Regions from separate parts of the Homo sapiens genome. Here region 1 is linked to region 2. A link is an interaction called in ENCODE POLR2A ChIA-PET data of the cell type or tissue named here. Cell type or tissue: IMR-90. All regions are shown on one strand. Each heading gives the region's core, and the rest is flanking DNA. Links, peaks and the distances in the headings are about the cores only.

The links. ChIA-PET counts read pairs that join two places held together with the same protein. Peaks named below come from ENCODE experiments on the same cell type or tissue, not always from the same donor. Only the 100,000 strongest peaks of a DNase experiment are listed, where the experiment ranks them.
Region 1: POLR2A ChIA-PET joins it to region 2 with 14 read pairs; 2 of 35 experiments call an interaction of 5 or more read pairs at or near these places.

Annotation. Positions count from the first base shown.
Region 1 is chr3:100,119,108-100,135,113 of GRCh38, forward strand. The region is part of intron 1 of CMSS1 (cms1 ribosomal small subunit homolog); the gene reads left to right. Among named protein-coding and RNA genes, the nearest start is that of FILIP1L, 13 kb to the left of the region's middle. In IMR-90, for the core only: no CTCF peak of the experiment used is centred there; no DNase peak of the experiment used is centred there.
Region 2 is chr3:99,930,354-99,946,359 of GRCh38, forward strand. All of the region lies in intron 1 of CMSS1 (cms1 ribosomal small subunit homolog), which reads left to right. It overlaps FILIP1L (filamin A interacting protein 1 like), which reads right to left. Exons shown (of 6, transcript NM_001387850.1): 2 at 416-677. The coding sequence starts at 667. All of the region lies in intron 1 of LOC105374010 (a long non-coding RNA gene), which reads left to right. Among named protein-coding and RNA genes, the nearest start is that of MIR3921, 26 kb to the right of the region's middle. In IMR-90, for the core only: no CTCF peak of the experiment used is centred there; a DNase peak (open chromatin) is centred at 7,378; H3K27ac peaks cover 243 bases.

The sequences.
Region 1 (16,006 bases), core at 4,286-12,285, 190 kb after region 2:
TTAAAATGATTCAGGGAAGCCTAATACTGTGCTTTTTGCTAGATTTTACAATTATTACTGCACATGTCTGCAAGGTGTTGACAGATATATATTGCTAATTCTAGAAAATATGAGGTATAAATTAATTTGTCTATTTATTTTGTTTCTATGAATTATAAAGGAAAAATGAATTCTTGTAGCAGAGCTAGATCACAGGACATCAGTTTCCCCCAGGCATGCCTACTTTTTCTTGACTCACATCCCAAATCCCATCCTTCCCACTGTCCCCTCTGTATCCCAGATGGATCATGTAACCCTCATAGTGCTCCCAAGGCACCCAGAGTTTAACCATACTTTACCCTCAATCCCATGTTATTGCAATTGCCAAGCATACTTGTCTCTCCCCCACTAATGGGAAGTTCTTGGGGTGCAGAGTGCACCTTCCACCTTTGCAGTTGCAGCCTCTGGCACATAGTCAATACACAACACATCATAGAATTGATGCATCTTTGAATGGATGAAGCATCTGACCTCTTTAACCAAATGAACAAAGGATGAGAGTAGCAGCCCCAGAGGAAAGCAACTTCAGAACAGCATCTCACTGAGCTAGAGGGTAAAAAAAATAAGAAAATTACACATATTAAACCAATTAGTCATTTTTCAATTCCAGGGTTGTAAACTTTTGTCCTAACAGACATTTGACTAACAGCAAAATTGACAGTTAGAATTTCATGTATTATCCTGTTCTTAATGTTCCTTAAGAGTGGGATTATTTATATGTAAAATTGAAAGTTCTGGATAATCTACAAAATAGACAAATATCTCCAAGTTTACAGGTTTATTTAGGAACTGGTATAATGAGGGGAGCCTCTGTCTGCCTTTGATGCCTACCTATAGGCAGTGTTTAAGTATTAGACATTTTAGAGCATCATAATTTTCTCAAGTGAAAATGATAATAAGAGGTTAACTTTTTTAAAAAATGAGGAAAACATGTTCTTGACCTCTGAAAATTGTTGTTGCAAATAAGCTGTACTCTCCAGTTTCCAGGGACTATCTCTTCATGTTCTTCAATAATGCCAAAATACCAGGTGACAGCTGTTTTAGCTCTAAGACATTCCTCAAGTGTCCTATTTTGATGTCATTATGTAATGCTTTTCTCTGGCATAGCTATCATCGTTCAGTAGCCTTGTTGACATATGTCACTGCATTGCTTTCTTCCTTGTGTGCCCATATTACTTTTCCAAATAGGCACTGGTTCTCTGAAATGTAGAGTAAAAGAGAGGGAAGGGATAATTCTAGCAACATCTCAGATTGGACCAGTGTCTTCTCCTTGGCTAAAAGATTCCTTTTGCACAGGAAAATACACGAGTTAGAAGTCTTTCTCCCCTCTCAGCCTTCCTTCTGTCTAAAAATGTTATTTCATTCTAATCCTGTTTTCTGTATTAATTGCACATCTTATAAAGAGGTATTATACCAACCGTGCTAAGCGTGGCACCTAGCACTGTGCTAGGTCTTGGTCCTTTAAAGACAAAACGTTGTCCTGTCTCTGTCGCTCAGGAACTCATAGTCTAATAGGAAAGGTGGTATGAGATTCTCATTTTAATAGGCTAGGTGTTCTGATGTAGGGCTGAGTAGCCTGTTGTCTAAGTCTTCCTGAGGTGGAGGTCAGGGAGGCTTCACGGGGTGGGGGTGGGGATGCAACTATTTTAACTGGACACCTTGGGCAAGGAGCAGTAGGTTTCTGGCAGGAAAAGAGTAAGAAGGAGGGCATTCTAGGCAGAGGACACCGAGTCAACCCAGGCACCCTGGCAGGAAAGCGCAGGATGGCTTCAGCCCTTGCAGCTGCCCCGTGCCTTAAGGACAGGGCTATGGCATCCAGCTTTGTACTCATGAAAATTGTGTGGCTCAGCTTTAACTTTGGTACCACTGCATGCCCTGTATTTGACATAAAACCTTAGATAAACCACTTACGTCACAGCTTCTCCAAAGTGACCCCTGAATTCAAGCAAACTCTTTTTTTTAATTCTTTAAGTTCTGGGCTACGTGTGCAGAACGTTCTGTTTTGTTACATAGGTATACACGTGTCATGGTGGTTTGCTGCACCCATCAACCCATCACCTACATTAGGTATTTCTCCTAATATTATCCCTCCCCTAGCCCCCCACCCCCCTACAGGCCCGATGTGTGATGTTCCCCTCCCTGTGTCCGTGTGTTTTCATTGTTCAGCTCCCACTTATGAGTAAGAACATGAGGTGTTGGTTTTCTGTCCTTGTGATAGTTTGCTGAGAATGATGGTTTCCAGCTTCATTCATGTCCCTGCAAAGGACATGAACTCATCCTTTTTTATGGCTGCATAGTATTCCATGGTGTATATTTGCCACATTTTCTTAATCCAGTCTATCATTGATGGACATTTCGGTTGGTTCCAAGTCTTTGCTATTGTGAATAGTGACACAATAAACATACGTGTACATGTGATGCTATTGTGAATACTGCCACAATAAACATACATGTGTGTATGTCTTTATCATAGAATGATTTATAATCCTTTGGGTATATGCCCGGTAATGGGATTACTGGGTCAAATGGTATTTCTAGTTCTAGATCCTTGAGGAATCGCCACACTGTCTTCCACAATGGTTGAACTAATTTACACTCCCATCTCAAGCAAATTTATCCTGGTGCTCTGAGGGGGCCCCTGGTGTCACCTCAATACATGTTTGTTGATGAAGGATGCTGGGACCTCAGAGGCTGGCCTCACGGAGGGGCTAGAAATAGGTGAGGCTGCTCCCAGCAGCAGAACCAGTAGCATATGTTACAAGTGAGGTATTTCAACACTGCAAGGAGAATCTCGGCAGAAGGCTGCGGCACAATTCCAGGTGTGCTCCTTGGGTTGGGGCCTGATCCCAAGCAGCAGATAAGGAACGAGTAGCAAGAGACATGGAAAGATAAGAATTATGCAAGGAAGCAGAACCCCATGCAAATAAACTAGGTGCTGAGCAGAGCTATAGTCCTAACAGAGAAATTAAATGCATGGAGGAAACCAAGGGAAAAGTTTGGGCCTATACCCTGAGCAAATCAGGAGGTGATTGGAGAAAGACTGCTGTTCATGCTGTGTACAAGTACCCAGAACCCACTGCAGGGCTTCCAGAGAGCATCCCTAGGCAGTAAGACAATTCTAGACCCCCCTTTCTGGTGTGGGTGGGCTCCTGGTAACCTACAAAATTTGGTTTTGCTGGCTGAAGAACCAGACAGGACACAGTGTGAAGACTCAAGATCTTCCATTTTAGCCACTGGGCATGGTTGGAAAAACAAGACTGGCACCCAGGGTACTTCTTAGTTTCCAACAACTCCATGATTTGGCAGCCTAGGCCGGAGCCACATGGCAAAGTGACAAGGGTATTCCTCCTTAGGCCAGCTTCACAATAGCTCCCCAGGAATACATTGTGCTATTCATTCTTAGTGTTCTGGTGCTTCATGTTAAGGTTCTTTGTCATTTTTCTTCAGTTAAGGAACACCATGCCACATACATAATAGGAACTCTGCTCTCAACCGCAAATAGCTTTAAATTAGAAGGACTAACCCCTCTCCCCCTTATTCAAAATGCATTGTGTGCCAAACCTGGTGTTTTAAAGCAATAGTTTTGAAACTTTCTAATTGCAGCCATACATCAGCTCTCCATTCTCTCAGCTTCTTAAGTCCAGTCAGGGTGGTCCTGGTTAAAATGAATACATGAAAAACCTCTAATAGTAATCCAGATTTATGGTAGTACAATAGTATTTATGGTAGTAAAAACATAAAATATAAAGATGGCCTTCTTTACAAAAAATTTATTATTTGCAATTATATTCATTTCATTCATCTATTCAACAGTTATTTATTACATGTCCACTATGTCCAGGCATATCTTGAATACTGGGGAGATTATATTTAAAAAGCAGATGGTATTGGTCCCTCCTATCTTGGAATGTAAAGTCTATGGGAAGGATCAAATAAAAACAAGGTAACAAATCAGATGATAAGTACATCTTGTGATAGTGCTGTAATAGAAAGGAAGAGAAAATCATGACAGAGAACTGGGGGAGTGAGCGAACCTCAGATGTCAGAGGAGACCTCTCTCTGAAGAGGCCATTTAACCTGAGATGGGAGTGATGTGAAGGAGCTAGAGGAGGAAGCGTTCAGGTCTGAGAACAATAGGTGTGAAGGCTCCGGGGCAAGAAAGGAGTTTCCATGTTCTAGGCACTCCAGGAGGTCAGCATGGCTGGGGTATTGTGAGCCAAAGAGGAGGCAGTGGGATTGAAGGAGGAATTAGGGTCCCAGTTAGGGGAGCCCTGGGGGTGGTGCTAGGGAGTGTGAGTGTTATTTTAAGTATAAAAGCAGACTGCTGCGATGTTTTAACCTGGAAGTTTACATGATCCTATTTACCTTTTGGAAAGATCTTTTTGGCTCTCGTATGGAGAATGGAAGGGTCGAAGTGGTTGCTGGGGGTCCAAATACTGCCTGAACAGGGTACTCCCAGGCCGTGCGCTGGGTAGACCCAAGGAAAATGACCTGGGAATTCATGGACTGTAGGCAGCCTATCATTAATTTTCCTTCACACGGCTCTTCCTCTAAAGGCCAAAAGCATTTCTCTCTGCCTGATGATTAACAGAAGAAAAGGTGTCAGAAGTGCTGTCTTTCAGGTGGTCCAGTAAGGTAGGTCCCGGCCCTAACGCTTTGTACAATGTCCTAGATCTGCTATCATTTTCACTTTGCAGGTTGGTTAAATTCATGCCAACTTCCCAGTGTTCTTCACCTTTGTTCCTGGTACAAATAAGGTATTCAATAAATATTCATTACATTAACTTCACTTGGATTTCTAGTGGTCTGGGTAGAGAGGGAGAATTAGAGATAGCACTGGGGTCCTCTTTACCTCCTATGTGGAGAGGATATATTTGTCAGGTGGTTACCATGGCTCTTAAAGTATTACTATTTTCAGTCTATGACAGATACAGTTCAGAGCTGAAAAACATGACTCTCCGCTAGAATAAAAGGTGCTGTATACATACAAAAAGTTTTTTAAGAGCATCTGGTTAGAGTTTAATGTGGCTGAAAACATTCCTATTTTTTTTTTCCTGTTTCAGTTACTCAATTTTGGCTAAAAGTGTGCTTTGGAGATTTTCCAAAATAAAAATTCTGAGGTGAGAGATATTTCAACCCCAACAATAACTTGAAAATTGGAAGTTGGAATAGGAACGCTGTCACCAGCACTATGATGATTCAATTACATGTGAGAAGTCTAGTTTCTGACCATTCAACTGCACACTTCAGCTACAGGCATCAGTGTTTCCCTTGTTTTCTTTCACAGTGAGTAGATTTAGGGGCAGAAATGAGAATGATGAGAGAAAGCAAGAGGCTGAGGAGTACAGGCCTTTCCATTGGCCCCCAGGTCACAGCTGGTGACCCTGACCTTCTCAGCAGCCTCATGTGATTAGGAGCCTGCAGCAAACCAGTCACGGGGTAGGTCCTGGTTCCCTCCCTGTCCTCGCAGTCCTCACCACCCAGCACCAATAGCCTTGCTTGAACATCAAGGACATCCTAGAGGAGGAAATACATCCCCAAATGGCAAAAGGCCACCTGGGCCCGTGTGAGAAAGCAGGGGACAGCACTCCTCAGCGAGGTAGTAAACACAAGGCTCTGGGGACAGGACCTGGCACTATATGCTGTCTAGTAGCAGCAGCAGTTGCTGCTGCTGCTCTTTATTATTGATGTCAATGGTTTATAAATTGATGAGATGTATATGCGTTCACATGTCAGGTACTAACTCTCAGATCCCCGTTTTCAGTCTGTACCTCATCCCCACCAGCCATTCCTGCACAATCCCTCAGGCACTGCTTGACGCTTCCCTTTGAGTAAGGGCTGTTTATTCTCTGTATTTTAGAGCTGCCCCTGTTCACAGTACTTGCATTATTCCAATATCTCCATTCGGCAATTGCCATTTCTTCTTAGTGCCACTCCAAATCTCTTTATTGGGAGAGGTCAGTCTTCGGAAGTGAAAGAAATATATAAATGCACCATTCTAGCCACACCATTTATTCCCTGGCTTCCTCCTCTTTCCCATAGGGAGGGTGGTTTTGTTATCATGTTACTCTAGTGCTTCTCATGACGGAACATAACTCAATTTCTTCAGTCATCTTTTGCACTTCACTGAAGAGCTCTGTGATCTCAGGTGCTTCGTTTTGCTGGAAAGGGAAGAGCGGGACACATCTGATCCCTCACTTAGAAAAGCAGGAAATAATCATTTTAGTTAGGGGCCTGGGAGACACATCTGTTTGCAAAAGGAAGGAGTTGCTGTTTCTCTGGCTGTCTGCTTCCTTCCATCTGTCCCAAGCCCACCCTTGGAAGTTATAGCTGAGCAACTCTCAGTGAAATAAATGTTGTAACGGGTCAAGTAATTAGCAGGCAGAATTATGATTGGGCTGTAACCTAACTCTAATCGCTGACCTCAGATAATTAATTTCATATGACATAACACCTTAGCTGTGTGCTGGCTTAAAAGTTTCCACTTGTCTCTCTCTTTTAGCTAGATTGCATTTTCTATTTCTGGATTTGTCCTGTTGATGAGTCAGGTGGCCCCAGACTCTTCCTGTGGATGAAAGGGGCATCCTGACTTGGACATATTTTCTACATATGTAAATTACAAAAAGGAAAAACTCTGTGTCCTTTTTTTGGCATAAAAGTAAGGGAAACTGGAGGGTTGAGTGAGGAAGGTATAAACTAGCCAGTGTAAATAAACTCTAGCCCTAGGGCATGAATGCAGCAAGATGTACAACAGAGAAAATGGTGCTCTGGAACAATGCTTTTCTATATTAAAAACAGCCATTATAAGGAACTTGTGGTATAAAGGGTCATGTTAATATTTGCCACCAAGTTAAAAAAAATTTACAAAATAAGATATAACGTCTGTATGATGATCTATGTATTCCTATGCCACAGTGAGTGGCTTTGTCTCTTCCCCTGTAGTACATGTGGAAATTGTCACTCTACCCATATCCCTGAGTCCTAGAACTGTTCCTACAGCTAGTGGGCTCACTGGGGTCTCACCTGCTTTGACTTTCGTAATGGAATTTGCTACATGAGTTCAGAGAGATGGTATGCTTTTCATGTTTTTTTAAAATTCACATGGTGAATTATCTTGTATACTGAAAAGACAGTTGAAAACCAAAATCATCTTTGAATGCCTAGTTTTGTTTAATAATCAAAGGAAGCTACTGTGCATTATGCCAAGTTGTAATTATTAGGAACCTAAAATAGTTGTACTTCTCTTGAGTAATTGATTGTTTTGTCATTGTCATTTTAGCTTATGCATACTATGAATAGTGACCAGGTTTCCTTTTTCACATGGGTTCCTACAAACGTAGAATCAAATTTGTGCCCCATCAGTAGCAAATGTATAGGCCATTATATCTTTATCATAAGTCTTGGATTAATTTCAGGTCCAATTCTTATTTTTCTTTCATATTCACTCCCACTTTTAATTTATATAGTCTTTTTTTGTAACCTTGTAAGCTGCCTTAAATTTTTTTCTAGAATAAGATGATCTATAGTTAACTAAGAGCTAGATATTGAAAACACAAAAGAAGAAAGTTGGGGCTGGATGCGGTGGCTCATGCCTGTAATCCCAGCACTTTGGGAGGCCGAGGCCGGTGGATCACGAGGTCAGGAGATCGAGACCATCCTGGCTAACACGGTGAAACTCCGTCTCTACTAAAAATACAAAAAATTAGCCAGGCGTGGTGGCGGGCGCCTATAGTCCCAGCTACTCAGGAGGCTGAGGCAGGAGAATGGTGTGAACCCGGGAGGCGGAGCTTGCAGTGAGCCGAGATCTCGCCACTGCACTCTAGCCTGGGCGACAGAGTGAGACTCCGTCTCAAAAAAAAAAAAAGAAAGTTGGGCAGAGAGAGAACTAAGGAAAGAAAGCAGACAGGCAGGCAGCTATGCACGTCTCAGTCACTTAACCTTCCTAAGTTTCAAATCTGTAAATTGCTGACGTCCAGCATATTTGTGGGACTCAAAATCATTTTTAAATAATGAACATGAACACAGTTTATAAATTCTACCCTTATAAATTATAGAGCTCTATGTAGCTTTGTTGTGATTATTTTAAAGCCATTTTCAACTGAGGCAATTCTCCATTGCCAAACCCTTGGCCTAATCCTCATTCATCTCTGTCCAGTAGAAGGCACTTCCCTCGAGAGCAGGGCCCAGGCTCTTCTGAGAGCTTTCCATGGGTCCAGCCAAGAACCAGAATCCTTACAGCACATAGAGACAATGTCGTCTTTCCCAGGATGGCTCTAAAACCTCCAAGCCCGACAGAGTTCTGTACCTTAGCTGTTCCAGGGCTAGGAAATCTAATTATCTAGCTGCAAAACAGCTAGCCAGGAAATCCTGTTTACCTCAGTGTCTCAGTATCATCTAGGAGATTTGGTGAGGACATTTGCACAAAATTCCCCAGTCAGGGACCTTCCACCCCATATATAGTTCCCAGTGGGATTTGGGGACCCCAAGAGCATCCCATCTCTCACTTAGAAACTTATGGGACCATCATCTCACTGCTTACATAATCCCACAATTAGAACCTCTTGACAAAGGAGTCTGTGGAATGGAGGGCGTGGAGACAGACCTTGGTGATCACTGTTCAGCCGCTGTTACTAGTGATCTTGTTGAAGTAGTTGTGCTTTCAGGTGAAGGGAAGCAGGAAGAAAGGCTGGTAAGTACAGCCCAAATGATCCATTACTGTCAGTCTAGTTATCTTCTTAAAGTAGATTCTGGTTAGGTAAAAGCCTCTCTTAGGTCCCATCAGTGCCATGATTAAAGCCAGACACCCCAGCATGACAGGAGACAGCACACGAAGGAGGACAAGAGTGAGTTTCTGCACTATCTGTGTGAGAATGCTTGCTCTGCCTATATGACAGCCAAGGAACCTGGACCAGGCCTCATGCCTTGTCAAGCCTGGGCTATGAAACATGGAGATAATAATGAGGATTCAACTGTCCAGGCAAAGTGCTTAGCACAATGCCAGCCTTTCTCACATCTGTGACTTTGCACATGTTGTTCTGGAACGTTCTTTTCCTGGTCTGTGCACTGAACTTCTACCCTTCAACATCCTCTTGAGACTTGCCTCTTTCTTGCCTTTCCTAAAATACAGCAACAAATCCTCACCCCAGCAGAATGTAGAGTTCTGCCCTTCTCTGCACATTTTAATTATTAATTATCTTTGTCACAAGATTTATTATTAGATATTATATTTACTTCATTAAGACACCAAAAAAATCCAATTGATCTTAAAAATAAACATAACATATGGTAGAGAGATTGTTAATGTTTTTTGCAACTTTAAACACCATTAGAAATTTTATGCTGTGAAAGACAAGCCAATAGCTAAATGCATATTTTAATTGAGTTATAATTTACATTTATTGAGGTACTCACATCTTAAGTGTACTGTTCAATCAGTTTTTACCAAGACCTAGAACATTTTCATCACACCTAAAAGTTCCTTAAGATCCCTTCCCAATCAAACCCACCCCACTCCCCACACCCATATACACAGAAGCAACAGCTGATCTGACTTCTATCGGCATATGTTAATGTTGCCTACTCTAGAAGTTCCTATAAATGAAATCATACAGGATGTACTTCATCATATCTGCTCCTTTCACTCAGTAATGCTTTTGAGATTAATCCACGTTGTTGCATTTGTCAGCTATCTATTCCTTTTATTACTCAGTAGCGTCTACTGTATGAATATGCCATCGTTTATCCGTTCTCTCTTGTTGATGGGCATCTATCAGAATTTTTTTATTTTAACTTTTAACTATCATAGAGTAAAATTGGCCTTTTTTTCTTTTGGCATACAGGTCTATGAATTTTAATACTGTACAGATTTGTGTGGGTGCCACCACAGTCAGTATACAGACAGTATCATGAGATAACTCCCAGGTGCTTCCCTTTATATTACCCCCTACCACCCCTAGCCCGTACCTCACACCTGTTCTCCATCACTGTAGTATCACATTGCATTTTAATTGCTTATACACATGTCTGTCTTTCCTGCTATATTGTCAGCTTCTCAGAGTAAGAACCACATCTTCTTCATCTTTCCTCCTCGGGGCTTAGCACAGTGCCTAGTACATAGTAGGTGCCCATTAGATTTTTGAGGGATGAATGAATGAATGTCCATGTGGCCACACAATGAGTCCTTTCATAATTCTTAGTAGGGAAGGGGAAGAAGAAGGTTGAAGGAAACCAACATTACCTTTGCTCTTTTAAAGAAAAATTTAGGTCCTTTTTTCACAGCAATAATGATTTTATGATTTCAAGAAATTTTAAAGAGTGCTCTCTGGTAATTGCTACTTAAGAGGATATGTTAAGTCACACAAAACAGTAATCTCTCCATAAAAGGAGTTCAGCAAATGTTTATACTAAAAATATTACTGCTGATTAAGTTTGGGCTTGAAAATTAAAAAGGAAAAATTTAAACATGCTTTTTTGTCTATTACCTGTTTCTAACTATGTTCCAGAAGCCTAAAATTCTCCCCCAGAGTCTTTAATATATTTTTCAGCTATCCCCAGCTCTATAAAGATCCTTTACACTGTATTCAGAGAAACTCAATACTCACACTGTTACTTTTGACTGAGGTTTTGGTTTTCTTATTTTTTCCTAAACCAGTGCCATCTTTATCTAAAATTCGTTTTACTAAAGTCATTATTACTATAAGTGACACTTGGTTCTCATAGTGTCTTCCCTAGAGCATATTCAGTTCTTTTCAGCTTCAACTTTACTTTTCTTTTCTTCCTTTCAGTGTTTATTACTGTTTCCTTTTTCATTAATCACAATGCTGAAATGACTCTGTATATATTCTTTTTATCCTCTAAATTTCACCCACCAGGATATTATCTCCTACAAACTGAGCCCTTTGCCAACTCCATGTCACATTTTCTTTAAGCAAATAAATTTTCTCCATATGCTTAGCATATACCCCTGAGCCCTATAGCCTATTTCCCCTTTTAAAACAGAAATGGGGAAACAGCTGTTCCATTCCTATAAAGTGTGTCCTGTTTTATAGATAACCCTGAACAGCTCTATTTTGATGTCTGCAATATTACTTGGTCCTTGAAATTGTGAATTTCCTGGACCTGAATTTCCCTTTCACATTTGGGAAAGAAAAATTAATTCTACTGGATGTTTCAGTGCACTACGTAGGCCATGAGGTCTTCTCTAAAAGTTTGTTTTGGTAGCTACTGAAGGGCTCATTTCTTCCCTGCAGCACAACAAACTTTTTATCTGTAAAGACTCATATTATGTGGCCATCTCATTGAGTGTTTTAGCAGAAGTTGATTGTATATATCTGCTGGATCCTATGCTGCCTCCAGAACATACAAGGATGAAAGGACACATTGCCCTAAGGGGGACCACAGCCCAGTAGGGAGGACAGACGCAATGTGAAGAGTTTTCTAATACCTGAGCCGAAACAACCACCTAGAGTACGAACTAGCAGACTATGGCATGTGGGCTGGCCACCTGTTTTTGTATGGCTTGTTTTGTTGTAATATAGCTATGCATACTCCTTTACATATTCTCAATGGCTTACATATTGTACAATGTGTAGTTGTGATAGAGATTATATGGCCCACAAGCTTAAAGTATTTACCTGGTCCTTGAACTTAAAAAATTGCCATCTTCTAGCTTAGAAGGAGCATCAAGAAAGTGTATGGTTGGTCACCAAAGAATAGGATAGTGGAGGACATCCTGGAGGATGACAGCATTTTAAGGGGTAGGTGAAATAAGAAAGTGCATGAAGTGATGGGTTGGGAACCAAATCACAGTGTTCCAGAAGACAAAGGAGGAGAGAGTGTCAAAAAGTTGAGAGTTAACATCAGTACCAAATGCCCCAGGGTAATCAAGTGAGGTAATGGTTATGATGACCATTTTGTGAGAATTCACTTGTGTGCCAGACTGTGTGTTAAGTAACTTACATTCATTACATCAGGACTCCATGTAACAACCCTATGAAGTAGGTACTGTTAATATCCCTGTTTTATAGATGAGGAAACTAAGGCGCAAAAAGAGCAAGTAACTTTTCCAAGCTCACACAGCTTGTAAATGACAGAGGTAAGGTTCCAGTCTAGGCATCCCGATTCTAGGGAGCTTGTAATTTTAATCCCCGTGCTATAGTAATTTACAGTGGCATGATGGCGGTGGAAGATAGCTTCAAATGAGTGATAAACGATGTCTACCACGGGCAATACACTCATCTGAGTGTTTCTCCCTATCTCATTTCAACAACTTCACTTTATATTTTAGGAAACCAAAGCACACAAAGAGGAACTAACTTGCCCAAAGCCAGCTATTGAGTGGCAGAGGTGTGATGTGAACCAGGGCATTGTGGAAGGACACAGCTTGGTACCTGACTTAGCCTGAGCTCCCTCCCTACATCTCTACTGACCCCCATCCAGCCTCAGGCCTTTCCCAGTTCTCTTGGAGATTTTGACCTAAATCTGGTTCTCGCTTCCTTGCTACTCCCTGCACCCCAATGTGATAGCCATTTAGGAAAATAAAAAAGAAGAAAGCTCAATGTGTTTTTTAAATAACTTAAGGTGTGGTAGCAATAGAAAACTCATAGGCAGATCAATGGAATTATACCATAGCATATGTATAATTTGTGTTTTGATTAAATAAAAGTGTCATGACAAGAAAGTGAGGAAAGGAAGAATCATTTGGCAAGACATTGGGACAATTGATTAAATATTTGTAAAGGTAACAGAGTTAGAGCCCCACATTATACTCAACAAAATCTATTCCATATGGATTTAAGTTACATGCTTTTTTTAAAGATTAAATTATTTTAAACACTAGATTATGTACTTTGAAATAGAGATAATTTTTCTAAGCATAACTGCAATGAAAAATGATATATTTGATCTCATAATTTAAAACATCTGTAAATCGAAAGTCATAAAAATTAAAAGATTAGGCAGCATTAAAAATTAATCTTGGCTGGGTATGGTGACTCACGCCTGTAATCGCAGTGCTTTGGGAGGCCAAGGCAGATTGCTTAAGGCCAGGAGCTCAAGACCAGCCTGAGCAACAAAGAAAGACCCCCATCTCTAAAAAAGTTTAAAAAATTGGCCAGACATAGTGGCATGTAGCTGTAGTTCTAGCAACTCAAGAGGCTGAGGCAGGAGGATAACTTGAGCCCAGCAGTTCAAGGCTATAGTGAGCTATGATGGCACCACGGCACTGCAGCCTGGGCAACAGAATGAAAGCCTATCTCTAAAAATGAATAAATAAATAATTTGTTAAGATTAACCTTAAAATTAATAGAGCCATAAAAGTTGATAAGCAAAACATTAAAACTTTCCTTGACAAATGAACAGTTAAGAACATTCTATGCATATAAGAAAATAAAGGCCAGGTGCGGTGGCTCACGCCTGTAATCCCAGCACTTTGGGAGGCTGAGGCCGGCAGATCACAAAGTCAGGAGATCAAGACCATCCTGGCTAACATGGTGAAACCCCGTCTCTACTAAAAATACAAAAAATTAGCCGAGCATGGTGGCGGGCGCCTATAGTCCCAGCTACTCAGGAGGCTGAGGCAGGCAAATGGTGTGAACCCAGGAGGTGGAGCTTGCAGTGAGCCGAGATCCCGCCACTGCACTCCAGCCTGGGCGACAGAGCAAGACTCCATCCCAAAAAAAAAAAAAAAAAAAAAAGAAAAAGTAAAATATTTAGTCTCATCAAATGATCGCAAATTAGTAAAATGCTATATTATTTTTACCTATTTACAATATTAGAAAGGTAATATTCAGTGTTTACTGGGGTGTGATAAAAACATACACAGTGTTATACAGTGTTGATGACTTATAAATTGACCCAAAAGCTTGTGGAAAAGAGTTTAGAAGTTAAGACCTTTTAAAAACATGTATACCTTTTTACAATGCAATTTTTCTTCTAGAAATCTATTCTAAACAGAAATATATAAATGTTACATATAATGATGTTTATTATACTATATTTGCAAAACCAAATTTTTGAAATAATCTAAGTAATGATAGAAGAACAAAGAAATATATTGTAGACAAACCATGGTTTACTATAAAGCCACTAAAAATGTTTTTCAAGACTAATGACATGGGGAAATACTCATAATATAATATTAAAGGATAAAACATTTGTATATGATACATAATTCCAGACATGTAAAGCTATGTGGATATATACATAGTCTTATTCATATACACACAGAGACAGAACAAAAGTAAATACCAAAATTAGAATGCTGGATATCTTTTACAGTAGGACTGTCTTTTTATAGTGGAACCAAATTTTTTTGGTTTTTTTTTACTTTTCTGCATTTTCTAAAAATCTCCACAATGAATATGTACTATTTTTATATGAAGGAAAAGGGTAAAAAAAGGTTTTTAAAAATTATGATGCTATCAAATTTGTAGTATAGTATTGATAAACCAAATCTTATTTTACTCTGTCTTGTTTATTTACTCCATTAGACTTACATCTCAGCGTTATCTCACCCCCATCACGTAAGACTTTAGGGTTGTGGTTCTCGAAGATCAATCCAAACACAAATCATTATGTGAATACTTTTCGTATAGTTGGTAGTCAGTTGATAGGCTAATTCCTTAAGCCCAGTTTGTCAATAGGAAACTTTAAGGATGAAGCAATGAAGGACCTTGTCCTAAGCTATACCCAAAAACTCTGTAAGAAAAGGCTTTTTCCATTGAGAAGCTGGGTGAGAAAATTAAGCATTCTGAAGCAGGGTAGGTGAGCATTATACCTACCTTGAATAATTTACATTAACGGGATACATTATGTATTAATAGTATAATAGGTAGTTGAAGTCTCTGTGAATGCCAAAGGGTACTCTTAACAGAAGTACTGTGTTTTTTCCATTGTAACACTTCTCTTCCTTGGGGTTACACTCTATAACAAGGGTGAGTGGATAGTAGGTCTAGATGTAGCCTCATAGGCTTTTTTCTTATGAAATTTCTGTTCGGGGAAATTATGTAACTCACATACCCACATGTGGGCCACATTAACCTATTTTTTTTTAATGTTACCCTATTCCTCTGTACTTCAGCATTCCACCTCACTCTGGAAATTTTGACACATCCAGGGTATATAGCATTCTTAACAGAAGTTGGCCCAAACCAGTAGAGAATCATAAATCACAGCAGTATGACTTCATCAATCCACAATTAAGAAAACTGTGGCATAAAGTGGTTTGCTCAGGATCACAAAAATTAAAGCTAAAATTTAGGCTTTCTTCTGTCGCTGTTCTGGGAGCTGTTAACAGGTGTTCCGCAGTGAGGGGTTTGGGGATCAAATAAGTTCGAGGATGGCCTCATCTCCATTTCCTTACTTGGACAGTAGTAATCCATATTAATATATTAAAGAATCTCTGCAATAAGACAGATAATATTAATAAACCAGATGGGATATAGGGAAAACAAGTATAAATCAGGACTAGCCAAGGCAAACCAGGATATATTTTCTTCCTAGCTAAAAGATAGGATGGGGTGGAAGGAGTGGTAGAGAGTTACTGACAGATATTTGAACTCAATTAGGTTTAGGTTTTTTTGGAGGAGGGAGGCTGCCGGCCACATGTAGATGAATGTTAGTTAAATATAACATACATTATTATATGAAATTGGGCTCTACCCATAAAGCCCAATGGATTCTAATAACTTGCTTAAAGACCAGTGCCACCAGCAAGCTGCTTGTTTTGCCTTCCAAATTTGAGAGGCAATATTGCATAGTAGTTAAGAGCAGACTTTGAATCAATATTGTGTAGGTCTAAATCCTGGCTCTCTTTCTTATTAATGTTGAGCAGGTGCCTCCATTTCTACCTCTGTAAAACAGATTATAACAACAGTACCTGTCTCATAAGATTGATATGGGAATTAAATGAGTTATTTACAAAGAGCATTTAGAACAGTGCCTTGTACAAAGTAAGGATTATGTAAGA
Region 2 (16,006 bases), core at 3,805-11,804:
ATGTGTACCAGCTGTTTTTAGATTTTCATGTAGGTTAATAATGCCAGGGCTAGTCTAGGAGCCAGTTCACTTGGGGTACAAAAGCACCTATTGTTGTTTAAACCAATCCCGAAGTCATCTGGCATTATTGCTACTGATGCATGCATGTGCACTGAAGCTCCTGAGCAGCATGGGCAGAGGATGTGACCTTTCACGACCTGTATGCCAATCACATGTCATCATGACAGCCCCTTTAGATGGGATTAATTGCACTTTGAGTTGGCAGAGGAGAATTCTTTGTATATATACTTATGCTTTGCTTTCATGTACACACATGTATGAACCACAGATATCTATTTCTGTGGCAGCAGGAACACCAAATTCACAAGCAGCCTTCTGTTTGAAGCATGATGGGGATAACTCCAACCCAGCTGACCTGCAGTTCTCCCTCCAGAATGCTGAGGAGAAATAACAGGTCATCTCTTGAGAGGTCTTCTGCTTGGTGGCCATTACCACTGTGTGGCTTCTCTGCCTTGGGACACGGAAGTATTACATCCGACTCACTGGGGGAGTCTTTGTCTTGCTGTCTATGCTTCATGTTTTTAGGCCCTTGGAAACTGTGGCCTTTAGTATGTCTTGGAAATTTCTTTTGGGCTGAGCCCTCGGTATCACTGCCTCTGGAACGCATTCTTTAAAGCCTGGAAGGAGGGAAGAAAATTTGTAAAGCTTAATGGAAATGGAGTTTTAATAAGAGTACCTATTACTGCTTTAACAAGTCTACATTCTTGTTATATTTACCACAGCCCCAAAGTCAATCTTTTTGATGTCTACAGCAGAGAAGGATATTAGCAGATTCATAAATCACAGTCTTATTTGCACTTCTGCTTTTAAAGCAAACATTTAAAAAAAGGTGTTCTGTCTTGATTAAGGCCACTTATGTCCATGGGTAAACAGGCTGTGTTTGAACTTCATCCCCCAAGCATTCCACCTCAGGAACCCAGGTCAGACCTCCAACCATGACCCTAAGTGCTTGCTTAAGACGTACTTAACATAATTATAATATTGTAAAATGGTGACTTTGCTAATTCTTCTAACTTTCTTCAGATTTACTTTATAGTATTTCCTTTAAAATTGTTGGGAGCTTTTATGGGGTTTTTTGTTTTGTTTTTAAAATTTGTTAGCCTTTAAAAGTGCATTAGGACAGAAATGGCAGAGTTACTGCTACAGAATTACTGCATTATTTTGTTTTGAAGGCCAAGTCTAGTATTAAAGGAATGAAGGCTTGGTCCCTGGCTGTATTCCTGTATTCCTGACATTCTTCTAAAATTCTAGATCTATCCTTGGGTAAGTCAAGGGCTTATATTTAGGACCCTCATCTTCAAAGCGGAGATACTACTACCTAACGTAGTTGGCCATTCTGGAAACAATATAAAATAAATTAATGTTTAAAGGACACATTAGCTCCACATCTGATTATATAATCATCCAAATGAATTTATAATAGGAAGAAAAATTCTTCCACTGTTGAGGTTTATAACTAGGAGAGAAAATATCAGTTGAACTTATAATTGACTCTATGGCATATAAGCAGATTATTAATTTTACTCTTTGTCCCTACAAATCATGAAACTTTCATCATCGCCAGTACCTTACTTTTAGTTTGTAGTATTTCTTTAAAAATCTGAAAAACTCAAGTGTCCAGAAAAGTATAGAAACCATAACAAACTGCTATATGCTACCACACAAATTTATAAAATTTTAATAATTTACTGTATATTAGAAAACAGTTTTTAAGTACTGTATTATAGATGTATTATAATGTATGTATCTCTTCTGAAACCCCTTCTCCTCCCTTCCCACTCCAGAAGTAACCACGTAATCTTGAATTTGGTATTTATCATTCCCCTGTATGTTTCATACTTTTTAAAAACATGTACATATATATTGCTGAACAATGTATAGTATTACATTTTCAAACCTTATGTAAATACCATATTGAATGTATCTTTCTAAAACTTGCTTTTTCATCCTAGATTATATTTTTGAGATTCTTCCTTGTTCTATTTTACTGTAGTTTATGTATTTTGATTGCTGTAAGAATATTTCATTATATAGTCCATCATTTACTTGTTCATTTTACTGTTTTTGAATATTTTTTTTTCAGTATTCAAAAAAATGCTACTTCAAACATTCTTGCACATTTTTTTCCCTTGTGTTAGGTGATAAGAATTCTGTCACAAATCAGCTGTGGAACTTGATTAAGACATTGACCCATTGCCAGGCACAATGGCTCACACCTGTAATGCCAACACTTTGGGAGGCCGAGGCAGGCGGATTACCCGAGGTCAGGAGTTCAAGACCAGCCTGGCCAACATGGCGAAACCCCATCTCTGCTAAAAATACAAAAAATTAGCCAGGTGTGGTGGCACACACCTGTAATCCCAGCTACTCAGGAGGCTGAAGCCCAGGAATTGCTTCAACACAGGAGGCCGAGGTTGCATTGAGCCAAGATCGCGCCCGGCACTCCAGCCTGGGTGACAGAGTAAGACTCTGTCTCAAAACAAAAAGGACATTCACCCTCTTCAGGTCCAATGACCTGATCTGGAAGTGAGGGAGCACTTACTATGTGTGCTAAGCATTCTTCTCAGCATTTTCCATGTATTAGCTCATTCAAGTCTCACAACAACACTATGAGGTAGGGAATATTATTATCTCCATTTTACAGTGAACAAATGGAAGCACGGGAAACTTATTGAAGGTTGCACAGCTAATAAGTGGCAAAACTGGGATTTGAGTCTAGGAAACCTGGCTCAGGGACCCACACTCTTAAAAATCATGCCGTAATGTCATTATGCTGTATTGCCTAAGACAAATGCATATATACACTGGTACAAATACCTTGTCCGAAAAATGCCTATAGCCTTACTGAAGAGACTATTTACAAATACGGTATAGATGAACAATGATGTGTGACAGTAGTTGTCACTGGCTCTTCCCTAGGTAGCCAGGGAAAGGCTCATTTATTTGAGAAAAGCAAAGGCATAGAAGGGATATTTTTGTGTAGGAATGGGAGGTTGGGGATGTGTAAGAGATGAGATTGGGAAAAACCTCATTGTGTGTATATCTATTTATTTATAAAAATATTCATGTACTACCACAGTATATTATGTGCTTTATAAAAAACATTCAAAAAAGACAAAAATGAAAAATTATACATAAACAGGATTTCTAATTATCTTTCCCCACCCCTATTGTATTTTCTTGAACACCTAGGAATATCCTTACTCTGGGCTATAGAAATAATGGAAGGTTGTTACATAAATATATTTAATATAGGTAAATATTACATTCTGCTTTATTTATAGGTATGTTCACAGATTAATTATAGGGCCATCTATGTCCTTTGTCTTATATTTTTAAGACAATTTTATTCTTCATTCATGTCTCACATGGCGTATCTGACCTGGTGCTCCATACATAATGGGCATGCATTAGGGTGACTGGCTTGCTCCTTTTACTTTGTGCCCAACTGTCTCAGGTACATGTTAGTGTTTAACAAACAACCCCAAAACTTGGATGGAGGCTAAATAACAATGGCTCAGAATTCTGTGGGTTACTCCACAGCTTCAGCTTTCTTACAGCTATTCTGGGCCTGGATGGTCTAAGACGGGCTCTCACGTATTTGGCTGTTGGTTAGTTGGACTAGGAGAGCCTCAGCCGGGTCATCTCATCTCAGCTGTATGTGACTCTCAACTTACAAGAAGCTAGACCAGGCTTCCCCACATGGTGGTCTCAGGATAACATTCCAAGAACGTGAGAGTTGAAGCTCCCAACATCTCATTTGTGAAAGAATGTCACAATGTCAGCCCAGATTCAAGATTGAGGAAATAGATTACACCTCTACATGGAAGAAGATACAAGGCCACATTGCAAAGGAATGGAAGGAATTAACTGCAGCCATCTTTGAAAAAGTTCACCACACCCACAGATTCAGATTTCTGTGAAAATCTAATAAAAGTCTAGTTTAAAAGAGGAGCGAAATATATTTGGTTCTTTACTTCTTTTCATTTCCTGGAAGTACATAGGGTTTGGTTTTTGTTTTTTTCATTTTACATGATGAATTCCTATGTTTTCCTCTTGCCCACATAGTCCTGTGTGGAACAATAGTCTACTGATAAGAATCAACTTGTATCCTGCTGCTAATCAATGAGAATTTCTCTGCCCTCATCAACTTAATCTAGGATATCCCTTCCAGAATACCAAGATAATGTAAGCTTTTATTTAGCAGGGTAATTTGCTAAACATTGTTCATAAGTAGTGCCCTTTTAGCTTAAGGCAGCCCTGAGCTGCAACAGAAGACTGAATGGAGCTCTGTATACATTCTAGCTTCCTCACCTCACTCTTAAAGTGGGTTAGATGAAATCTGGTAGGAGAACATAGATCATTTGCCAGTGATGATATTCATAAGTGGTAAAAAAAGGAATGACCTGAAACATTTTTATACTGTGTTTGTTATTCTTCTAAAGAGATTAGAGTTTTACTGAGACCACCAATTCTCTTTGGAGGCTGGGGATAGTAGCATCAACATTCTCACTGATTAATGAAGTGGTGTTCACATTGGATTTGTGAACAGACCCATCATATGCAGACTTCTGGTCTACTGAGGAGCATGTGTCTCTACATGTTTACAGTGGTGGAGTTTCCTTGCCCCTCTGCCAATAACCACAAAATGATCAGTAATGAGAAATAATTAAGTATCTAGAGGAAGAAAACAAAGACATGAATTTCATGATACTCTCATGCTTTGTATTATCAGTGACTTCATTGTTTCTCTTGGCAAATTTTTAATGCATCTGTGCTTGGCCCAGGGGTGCATACTAGGGTAAAGAAAAATTTTGTAATAGCAACAGTGGTTTGGGATTTTCAGGGTACCAAAAAAAAAAAAAGGAAAGTTGCTTTTTGTGTATGCCAAATAATGATACTTTACTCTTCATGAAGTGCTGACCTAGTACCTAGTGAGTTTACAAGGGAAAAAAACCTGCTTAGTTGTCAGTTTAACACAGCCTAATGTGTTGTTATCTGTGACTGTCATAACCCTAGAACGATAACCTTCAGGAGTGTAGGCTGGGAATCAGGAAACCCAGCCTCTGATCCCAGCTCTGCCTTTAATTAGCCAGGGTCTGTGTTGTTGCTTATAAAATGAGAATACTGGGATAGGTTGTCCCATGAGATCACTCAGGCTGGAACAAGGACCAAGGATTGTTTCCTTTGACCTCTACCCTGTTCCTCACCCCCTGATGGATCCCGTGATAGCAGGGTTAGGACCTGAGACTGGATGATCTTTGAAGTCCCGGGATTTCCCGCTTTAGAATTCTGGGACTCTCTGTTGTCTTGTATCTATGGATACAAATACAGTGCAGTTGGCAGTGAGAAGTAGATCCTGCTTTGTTTTCCTATGTAGTTCCTTTAGTCAGTTTTACTTGGGCTTAAGTTAGTTGAAATCATGGTGTATCTTGGTAAGGATGTGTCCATGCAAGAGGACTAGAAGAGAGTTTGTAATTATTTACTTAATTTATTTGCAGGAAATGGCCAAATGTAAATAGAAGTCTATTCTACTCATTACCTTCCTCCAGCAGCCCCTCAGCCAATTACTTATTATAAAATTTAAATTTTAAAAATCATTCTTTATTAATGTTGTATATTAAAAATTACTCTACATAGTTAGGTGCTACTTAGACATACTTTTTAGTCTTCATTTTCTTACTCATTTTTGTTTTAGAATTGTGGATGTGACTAGAGGATATTTTTGCTTGTATCAAGTAAGTGAAAAGCCTCAAAAAAGAAATCATTTTTGGTCTTGGTCATTTAATATGGTATCGAGGTAGCCAAGCAAAACTACTCCAATTTAGAGAAAGAAAATAATAGTAATAATGGTAGCTAACATGTATTCATTACTTATCATATACAAGCCCATTCTAAATGCCTTCCTTTGATTAACTCATTTATTTTGCAGAGGAAGGAACTGAAGCTTGAAGCCTTTTTTTTTTTTTTTTTTTTTTTTGTGACAGCATCTCACACTGTCGCCCAGGCTAGAGTGCAGTGGCACGATCTCGGCTCACTGCAACCTCCACCTCCTGGGTTCAAGCAATTCTCCTGCCTCAGCCTCCCAAGTAGCTGGGACTACAGGCGCGCACCACCACACCCAGCTAATTTTTGTATTTTTACTAGAGGTGGAATTTCACAGTGTTGGCCAGGATGGTCTTGATCTTGACCTTGTGATCTGCCTGCCTCGGCCTCCCAAAATGCAGGGATTACAGGCATGAGCCACCTGCGCCCAGCCCGCTTGAAGCCTTTTTAAATCACTTGCCAAAGGTCACACTGCTAAAAAGTGGCAGAGTCAGAGTCAGGCCCTAATTTAGGCAGTCTGGCTCCAGAGCCTACTAAATCACTATGCTGTATCTACTTAGCTTTTATAAAAAGATATACATAGTAAAGGAAAAATCCTGGTTTAACATTAATTTATTCAACAAACATTTATGAAATGAAGCCCTACTATGTCAAGTATTGTGCTACGCAATTTTGTTTTAACTAGCTTATTTTCTTTTCTTTCTTTTCTTTTTTTGAGACGGAGTTTTGCTCTTGTTACTCAGGCTGGAGTGCAGTGGCGTGATCTCGGGTCACTGCAACCTCTGCCTCCAGAGTTCAAGCAATTTTCCTGCCTCAGCCTCCCAAGTAGCTGGGATTACAGGCGCCTGCCATCATGTGGCTAATTTTTTTGTATTTTTAGTAGAGATGGAGTTTCACCATGTTGGCCAGGCTGGTCTCGAACTCCTGACCACAGGTGATCCACCCGCCTCAGCCTCCCAAAGTGCTGGGATTACAGGTATGAGCCACCATGCCCAGCCTAGCTTATTTTCATATGTGGACCAATCTCCAATTTGTTGAATTCTGAGTATCCAAAATTATACAAAAATGTGAGTAACATAAATTCACAAACCCCTAGCCTTTGAGTCTATTCAATAAAGATGTTCTGTTTTCATATATTGTTTATGTGCAAAAACTATGTATTTTTAAATTTTCATGTGCTTTTCTCAACCACTGCTGTCATATTGAAGTGGCAGGAGACATGTCTTAATAGAAAGAGTATGAGATTGTGGAATCAAATAGAACTGGTCTTAAATCACAGCTCCAACATGTTAGCTCTGTGGCCTTGGGCGTCAGTGAGCCTTTAAATGTAAAATGGAGATAATGGTACTTGCTAATGGGTTTATTATTCATATTTGGTTAGCACAGGGCCCCTGTTGTTAATGTGTGTATCCCCATGTCCTACAGAGTTGGACCTCAGCAGGGATTTATTGAGTGATTGAATCATGCAGTCCTCAGCAGAGCTGGTTGGCTCTGAATAGGAGCTGCCTCATGGTAAAGATGATTCATTTGCAAACCACTGGCTAGAAATTAGAAAAAGGGTACTGAGAATCTACTGAAGTAGCTGTGTATAGACCTCTTACCACATGCCAGGCACTGTTTTAAGTGCTTCAGTTCATTTATCTTATTTATCTTAAAGAATTTTAGCCTGAAGTAAATGAAAAAAACAGAAAACCTGTAGGAAGGGAGTTGGTAAAGGTGAATTAAGGTGGAGACTCTCATAAGAGATAGCAAAGACAAATAAATTAATATCAATTTCAGGGCAGCACTGGTGCCTGCAAAAGGCTCAGGAAGTGTGTGTGTGTGTGTGTGTGTGTGCGCGCGCGCGCGCGCGTGCATGCACACTCGTGCTGGGTGGGGAAGAAATGTTAGATCCACGTAACTTACTGGAAATCTCCATTTAATTTCACTGAATTTTGTAAACTTTCGATCATAAATACCCTGATCTGCTATCCCTCACCCCCAGCCCTCTCACAGACACCCTCACATGCATGAAATGAACTGAGTATGCACTACACTATTTTTTAATTTGACAGCACCATTAACCATCATTAGTTCTGTTTTTAAGCATGTAACATTTTATTAAGGCAGTCATTTAAACTTAGTGTAGTGGGAAATTTTAGACATAAATTGTTTGTTTTGATGGCAAGAAGACTGCATAACACGGAGTGAGTCTGTGCTAACTGTACGACACTCATGGCCAAGGAACAAAGCTGGGAGTGATCCAAGGCTTTAAATTTGAATATATTTAACACCCCATACTTTGCTGAGTTTAGAGGGCAGACTGTCTGCTATCTTTACATTTGCACTTGCATTTCCCCCTATCTTTACACAGAACCTTTAAGCTAAGATTTAGTTCCCTGAAAGAATGGAAAGAGATGTATTAAGATTATGGGGTTCTCAGCAGAGCTGGTTGGCCCCTTTAATATTAACTGACTTATGGTAAATGTGATTCATCTATGAAAATAGTGGCTATAAATAGATGTTAATAGCGCTCAGTTGCAGAACAGCCAGGTTGTGCTCACATGGCCAGATTAGGGGAAAAAATCCTGTTGGGTATTTTATGTGGTCTTTCAAAAAAAAAAAGTTTCCTTTTATTGCCCTACTCACCCACATTTGAAGACACTAAACTCAGCCAGCTGCAGTAAAGCTATCTGATGGCTAAAAAAAGACAATTGAAAACAAGATAACCTAATTTAGTAATTGGCCTCCGTTATCTTTTTTCTCCCATTTTCAGTAAAAATCATTGAAACATTTTCTTAGTGATATTTTTCCTTGTAGGGCATAGACAAGTCTTTAGACAAGGGATTGGAAAGTGGGGATGTATGATTCAGGTTCATATTCCCAAGGATTCTAAGTCCTAAGAGAAAGTCAAAGCCACAGAGAGAAAATCAAATAAGAGCTTCAGAAGGTGGTGCAGTAGTCTCTCATCCATCACCCATAGTATCAGGCACTTAGTATTTTCCATCATCACCTGCTCACTTGTTATATGCCTGTGAGTGTCCAAAAGTGCTTCCTTGTTGTGAGCTGAAATCCAGCTCCCAGGAACTTTAGTTCGTGTATCCTGGTTCTGCCTCCAGAACTAAAGCAAGCCAAGCTACTCTTCTTGCCACAGTGTAGTCCTTTAACCGAAAGGACTCTATTCTTCTTTATTCCAAATGAAACACTCAGTTTCTTTATTCATTTCTTACACCACCTAGTTTCAGTCTCCTCCACCCACAACTCACAAACACATTTTGATTGTGCCCCTTCAGCCCAGGGTCTTTCTTAAAGATATGCATGGAATTGGGTATAATTTCCCAGATATTAAACACAACTAAAGCAGTGAATTGGTGAAGGTATATACTCAGGGAAGATCTTAGCAGCTTTTCTGATAGTGGTTCCAGTTGGAATTTTAAGTATGGATCCAAAAATTTGATAGTAGGTGTTTAATGAAAACTTCTTCCAGTTTAGCTTATCAGGTGAATGCTTGTAATGATACCTTTCACATGCATGTTTCTTGATACATCAGGAGACAGGGTATTATTTCCCCAGTTTGCAGATTCCTCGTCTGCAAGATTCAGGAATCTTCAATAATTTTAGTTTACAAACAGTGGACCACAGATAAAAAGCTAGGTATTCTGACTTTTTTTTCTCTATGCTCATGCTAAATTAATTGACATTTACTCTCTTTTTAGTTTGGAAGTGTTCTTTGGTTTCTTGTTTTCTACGTGCTGCAGTCAGAGAAGCTGCTGGGCTGTAGATACAGAATAAACAACCACTGATGAGGTCCAGTAGGGCAGACTTACATCATGGCTTTTCTTAGCTGTGTGTTGTGAAGAAAGGACAAAAAGAAATATAAAAATCTTCAAGTATAAATAGTGATTTATCCAAGTTTTCCATTACAAATCAGTGACTCTTTAAAGATTCTTTTCTCATTTAAGGTTGAAACAGGGCTGAGAATGTTTTCCAGATCTTTGTGGAATACAGCAGAAAAAGGAAATTATTTTTATGTAGTCCAAGTTAGGTTTAAATGCATTTTTAAATGCCACACTTCCAACCCTAGATCAGAGCTCTTGAAAATCATATGATTCTTTTAACAGTTTTCAAACTACATCACTTTCCATATTTCTTCCAACTTCATGCTCTGGTTTTTCTTAGAAATACAGTGATAATGAGCCAGTCACTTAACCTTTCTATTTTCTTTGAATTTTTGTCCGTTTGGACCTTGGAGCCAGTTTTGTCCAATCCCCTTACACTGTAACCAAATCCCAGCAAGGTTAACTGATGTGCCTATGGTCATGCCCTGAGCCAACACCAGAAGGCAGGTCTCTTGCCTACATCTCTGTTGTTCTTTCCATTGTATCACTTCTTGTTCATAGGCCAACCCCTGTTTCCTCCAGCTCTAGGAAGATGTGAATCCTAAAAGATAAAAATGCACCTTTCAGAGAACCCGAAATTTCCTACAAATTTTTATTTTTGTGAACCATCTTCCTCACCTTTTAGGTAACAATAGATCACCCTGAGTGCCTTTTGGCCTCCTCTTGCCTAGGCCAACCCAGCCTAATAAGGACCTTGAGGTAAACAGGTGATTCAGAGGAGGTCAAGAGTTTCCATCTTTACATTCCAACGTGAGGTCTTCCCTTTCTTTCATCTAAGGAACTGTGACTAGAATAGAGATGGGTTGTTGTAGAGAAGATGTTGCAACTCTTAAAGCGCCTTGGGCTACCCCTAACTTCTAAGCCATTTGGCTCCCCTTTCCCAGCATCTCAGGTATACTCCATTTATCTTCCTATAACTGGCAGAAAGTTTAATAACTTCTTGCCTCTGAAGCATATAAGTTTAGTCTGAAACATTTGCACTTTCTCTTTTTAGGGGAAGAGAGGGAAACTAACTTTTCTAAAGCTTCTGTTTTTGCCAAATAATACGATTCATTCTTCCTATTCCTTACGTCTTTTTTTTTTAGACACACGGAGTTGATATTATTCTCTTCAATCTACTGATGAAAAAACTGAAGTGTTATAAAGCTCACAGCTTATTATATTAATAGTAGAAATACAGGTTCACGAGTAAATACAAAATACTAGGAAATACTGTAAATAATGTTCAATGCACAAAGTGTTTTGGAAGGATTTGAGAAAGAATGACTAATTCTGCCAAAGGGCCTTAGTAAAGCCATCTCAGAGATAAGCTTTATCTTGGAGAATGAAAAAGGGTTCCCAGGCCATATGTATAGGTAGAAGGTGGATGAAAAACACAGTATGTGGGGAATATCAAATTGTGCCTATGCTGAAGCACAGGAGGTGTTCAATGGTGAAAAGTGAGGGCAGAAAGGTCAACTGTGGGTATGCATCACAGGGCTGTTTATAATAAGGGAGATGAAACAACCATGTATCCAACAAATAATAGGGAATAATTATATGGATCATAGAATATCAGTGCACATATTCTGTGGCCAGTGAAGCAGCCAGAAAAAGTCAAGTTTTCAAGGAGTATTTAATAATGTAGGAAAATATTTGTAATTTGTAATAAGTTAAAAAATTTGGAAAAAATATATTGATTTATCTATTATATTGTTTTCATATTTGTGAGGTGTTTTTCAGAAGAGAAAAGGGGATGAATGAGATAAAACCTTGAAATTGATCAACAATGCAATAGCATGTTGCCTTGATAGCAGCTGGTTTGATTATCCATGAGGTGGGAAAAGAAGACTAAGGAAATTTGAATGTGAACTATAAATTAGGTGATATTAAGAATTTACTGTTTTCAGGAGATCTAGACCATCCTGGCTAACACGGTGAAACTGTATCTCTACTAAAAATACAAAAAAATTAGTGGGGCATGGTGGTGGGCGCCTGTAGTCCTGAGGCAGGAGAATGGCGTGAACCTGGGAGGTGGAGCTTTGTAGTGAGCCGAGATCGTGCCACTGCACTCCAGCCTGGGTGAGAGACCAAGACTCCATCTCAAAAAAAAAAAAAGAAGTTACTGTTAATCTTATTAGATGTGTTAATGGCATTGTGTTTATGTGAAGAATGTGCTTTTTATTTTTCCAGATGCATAATGAGGTATTTAAATGTGAAATGACATGTTCTCCTGGGATTTACTTTTAAATACTCCAGAAAAAAATAATGGCAGGGGATAGAGGTGAAATAAATATGGCAAAATATTGAGGATCTCTGAAGATGGGTAAAGAGAACATGGGTTTTATTCTTCTTTCTACATTTTGTATATTTGGAAATGTTCATAATAAAAGATTTGAAAGAAAGCACTAGGCACATATTGGATACATAAACATTTTAAGAAGTGGTTTCCTTGCCAGTCGCCGTGGCTCACGCCTGTAATCCCAGCCCTTTGGGAGACCGAGGCGGGCGGATCACCTGAGGTCAGGAGTTCAAGACCAGCCTGGCCAACATGGTGAAACCCCGTCTCTACTAAAAATATAACTAGCCGGGCATGGTGGTGGATGCCTGTAATCCCAGCTACTCTGGAGGCTGAGGCAGGAGAATTGCTTGGACCCAGGAGACAGAGGTTGCAGTGAGCCGACACAGTGCCACTGCACTCTAGCCTCGGCGACAGAGTGTGACTCTGTCTCAAAAAAAAAAACTGAAAAACAAGAGGTGATTTTCTTAAAAGAAAAAAAGAGAGTGCCATGGGGGAAAGGGGAGAAAAGAAGAAGGAAGGCACCAAGCTTGGGTATCAGGCATAGACAGAGAAACAGGAGAGTAAACTATGTCCCAGGAGCCAAGAGAGAATTATTTCAAGGGGCAAAGAGCTGCTGTGACCTCATTTTAACAACATTACCACTGCTTAGAACAACTTTGGACCTCCACTTTTGGAGTCATCTGCTTTGAAATATCCCTCAGCTGGGGCAAAGCCTGTTTCTTTAAAGGCGAACTTAATTTCTGATAACAAGAACAGGTTCCTTAAAAACAAATCTAGTGAATCTAGTGGTCAGCTCATGCCTATTTTGGTCAAAAGAACCAATTATGACATTAAAATAATGGGACTGGCTTTTGTGTGTGGCCTTCAAAGGAGGTTTGAAGACATTTCCAAAATGTGTCAGCCCTGACACTTTTTCAGAATAAGCTTCATAAGATAAAACCTTCAATAACATTACACATTTGGATTAATAACTCCGGGCTTTTATTTTTCATATTCCATCTACTTTGGTTAAATGTTAAATCTTGCCGGGTATGGTGGCTCATGACTGTAATCCCAAAACTTTGAGAGGCCAAGGCAGGTGGATCATCTGAGGTCAGGAGTTTGAGACCAGCCTGACCAATATGGTGAAACCCCATCTCTACTAAAATTACAAAAATTAGCCGGGCGTGGTGGCATGCGCCTGTAGTCCCAGCTACTCGGGAGGCTGAGGCAGGAGAATCGCTTGAACCCGGGAGGTGGAGGTTGCAGTGATCCGAGATCACGCCACTGCACTCCAGCCTGGGCAACAGAATGAGACTCCGTCTCAAAAAAAAAAAAATTACATCTTTGGTGTCTTGGAGCTTCAGTCTATTTTCTATAATCCAAATATAAGCAAAGCAGTAATAAACAGCATGGTAGACAGCAGGGGAAAGAGCATAGGCTCTGGAGTCGGCCTGGCCGAGTTATAATCTTACTTCCCTCGCAACTTCTGCTGTCCAAATTGGGTCAAACTACTTCATTTCTTCAGGGCTCAGTGTTTTATAGGGTTATTGGGAGGATTAGAGATGACACATACAAGATGCTGTGCCTGGTACCTAGAACATGATAGGAACTCATAGCTTATCCTAATGGAGATGTCATAATGATACAACTTTATCTCTTGGTTCAGCAGACATGCCTTCCCTCTTAGAACATCAAATGAGATAAGAAAATAACTAGTGGATTTTTAGCATCATGAGGAGAGTACATTACTCAGGCCCTACCTCACCAAAGGGAGGGAGTTCTTCTAGTCAGTGCTAAACAAGTATTTTAAGAGTGTGTGTTATTTTGTGCCTAACTGAGATGGAGATTGGCAAGCTGAAGAAATTGGGATTTGGCCAAGAACCAGTGCTTGTTGTTTAGTAGAGAGGTGATAGGGAACTATGATCCTGCCAGTTTGGAGGGACGTAACATGAAATGACTTCTTGGTCCAAGCTGGCTACAGCTGTTCCAAAAAAGATGACAAAGGCTGCTGATTCAGAGGGGGATACTCACCCAGGCTGTCACGTCTGTCTCTCCACCAAGCAAGACTTTTTTAATCCTCTAACACAACAGCAACACAAAATTTACTGTCTGCAGGCACAATGCTAAGGCACTTTGTGCACACTAAATCGTTAGGCACTGAAAACAACCCTGTAAGGTAGTACTCTGATTCATCTGCACTTTATGGGTTAAAGTAACCGAAACCTAAAGAGGTTAAGTTAATCTGCCCCAAGCCACAGAACTGGCAAGTGGCAGAACAGGAATTCAAACTGGCTTCAGAGCCCACCCAGTCTTTGCAAGCCTACTTTCTAATGCCTGAATTCCTTCTCTTTAGGAAGAATTATCTGTGTAAAGTTGGGAGAGACATCTCAGCAATTATGGTGCAGCACTGACTATATCAATAAAATTAAAGTAGCCAGTATCTTTCACCAAAGACCTGCATCACAAAGTGGTGAGAAGAGAAAAAAACATAGATCACCAGGGAGAAAGGGAAAAAGCCTAGGTTTGGTCAAATCTGCGATGAAGGCACAGAGTGAATTAAATTCAAGCTTCTTCACTACTGTTCATTATTCGGCTCATTCTAGGCAGTAGGGAGGGAGTTGTTATAAAGCAGGAGCTTATAACAGCTTTTAGACTCTGCTTAAGTCAAAAATCATCAAGAATCATCAAAAAGCATCAAGGAAAATACACAGAACAAGCAGTCACCCTGCTGTGCTCTCCCTGATGCTTTTTGGTGGTCATGTGGCTGTGACTAGACCCTATGAGTTCGGGTTAAGTCCTGGGTTCTTCAGACTGATAAAAGGTTTCTTCTCATGTCTTCCTCTAAGAAGGGCCATCTCCACCCTTTCCAAAGTCCCACTCATCGCTACGAAGGAGTGCTTTCCCCATACTCCCTCATGAGGTGAGGTTGGCTTACCCAGACTGCTTCCCAGCCTTGTTGCGTAGATCTGGACCTCAGACTCTCTGAGGTCTGTGGTAATGGGGATAGATTGAGCTTGGGGGTTCCACCCACTGTGTGTGGTTCCATATAGCCCTTTGTTAGAAAGCACCCAGGGCAGCCAAGAGTGCGTGTTGACTAAGGAGGGTGGCTGCTGCTAGGAACTGTAAGTAAATAAATGGATGTCAGAAGCTTACAATTAAGGAGGGAAACAAAGAATCATTACTCTCCCTTAAGCATGTTGCTTTGGATGTTTTAGCAATGATTATGAAGCATTTACACACAGACTAAACTAAGCTCTTTGTGTTCCTTGCAAGGTAGAGAGCCTGCCAAGTCAATTTCAGCATGCAAAACCCAGACAATTATTTTGGCATTTAGGAGCAGCCACTGTTTTTGCTAGGGGTTGGGGGCTGGCAGCCTGTTGACACAGGAAGCCTTCATAAGGAAAGAGAAGTCAACTTTAACCCCAATTTTTTTAAAAAGAGAAACCCTGTCAGGGCTCTCACGTTCCCACCTCTTATGCGAAACCTCTTGTCACAGAGCCAGTGGGAGAAGCCCTTGGGCTTAGAAGTGCCACACATGCTTTTGTGTCCACAGCGTGCAACTCATTCATAGCTGTTTTCATATCCTCTGCCTAGCAGCTCTTTTGTGAGTGTGTGCATACAGACAGTTGGTAGATGTATTTCTAGTAATAACCAATAAAAAGATAAAGTTCTTGAAATTATGGTCTTGGTTCATCAGATAATATATGCTTTATGATAGTCATTCTCAACCTGTAAGCCCAGAACTCCTGGGAGCTTTCAGAGTTGACAAAAGGGGCCCTGCAATCCATATAGCAAAAGCATTTTAAAAAATTGGGTATGTCTATTACATCTTCAGAATAGCCCTGGATACTATTGTGATTGATAGCTTATAAGCTGCTTTAAAGTTTTCTGAATTTGTTATAGGCTTTTATAACTATGTCTTCACTCAGTCAATGAATAGAAAAAGCTACAACTATCAATGGAGAATTTGGAAATTTTT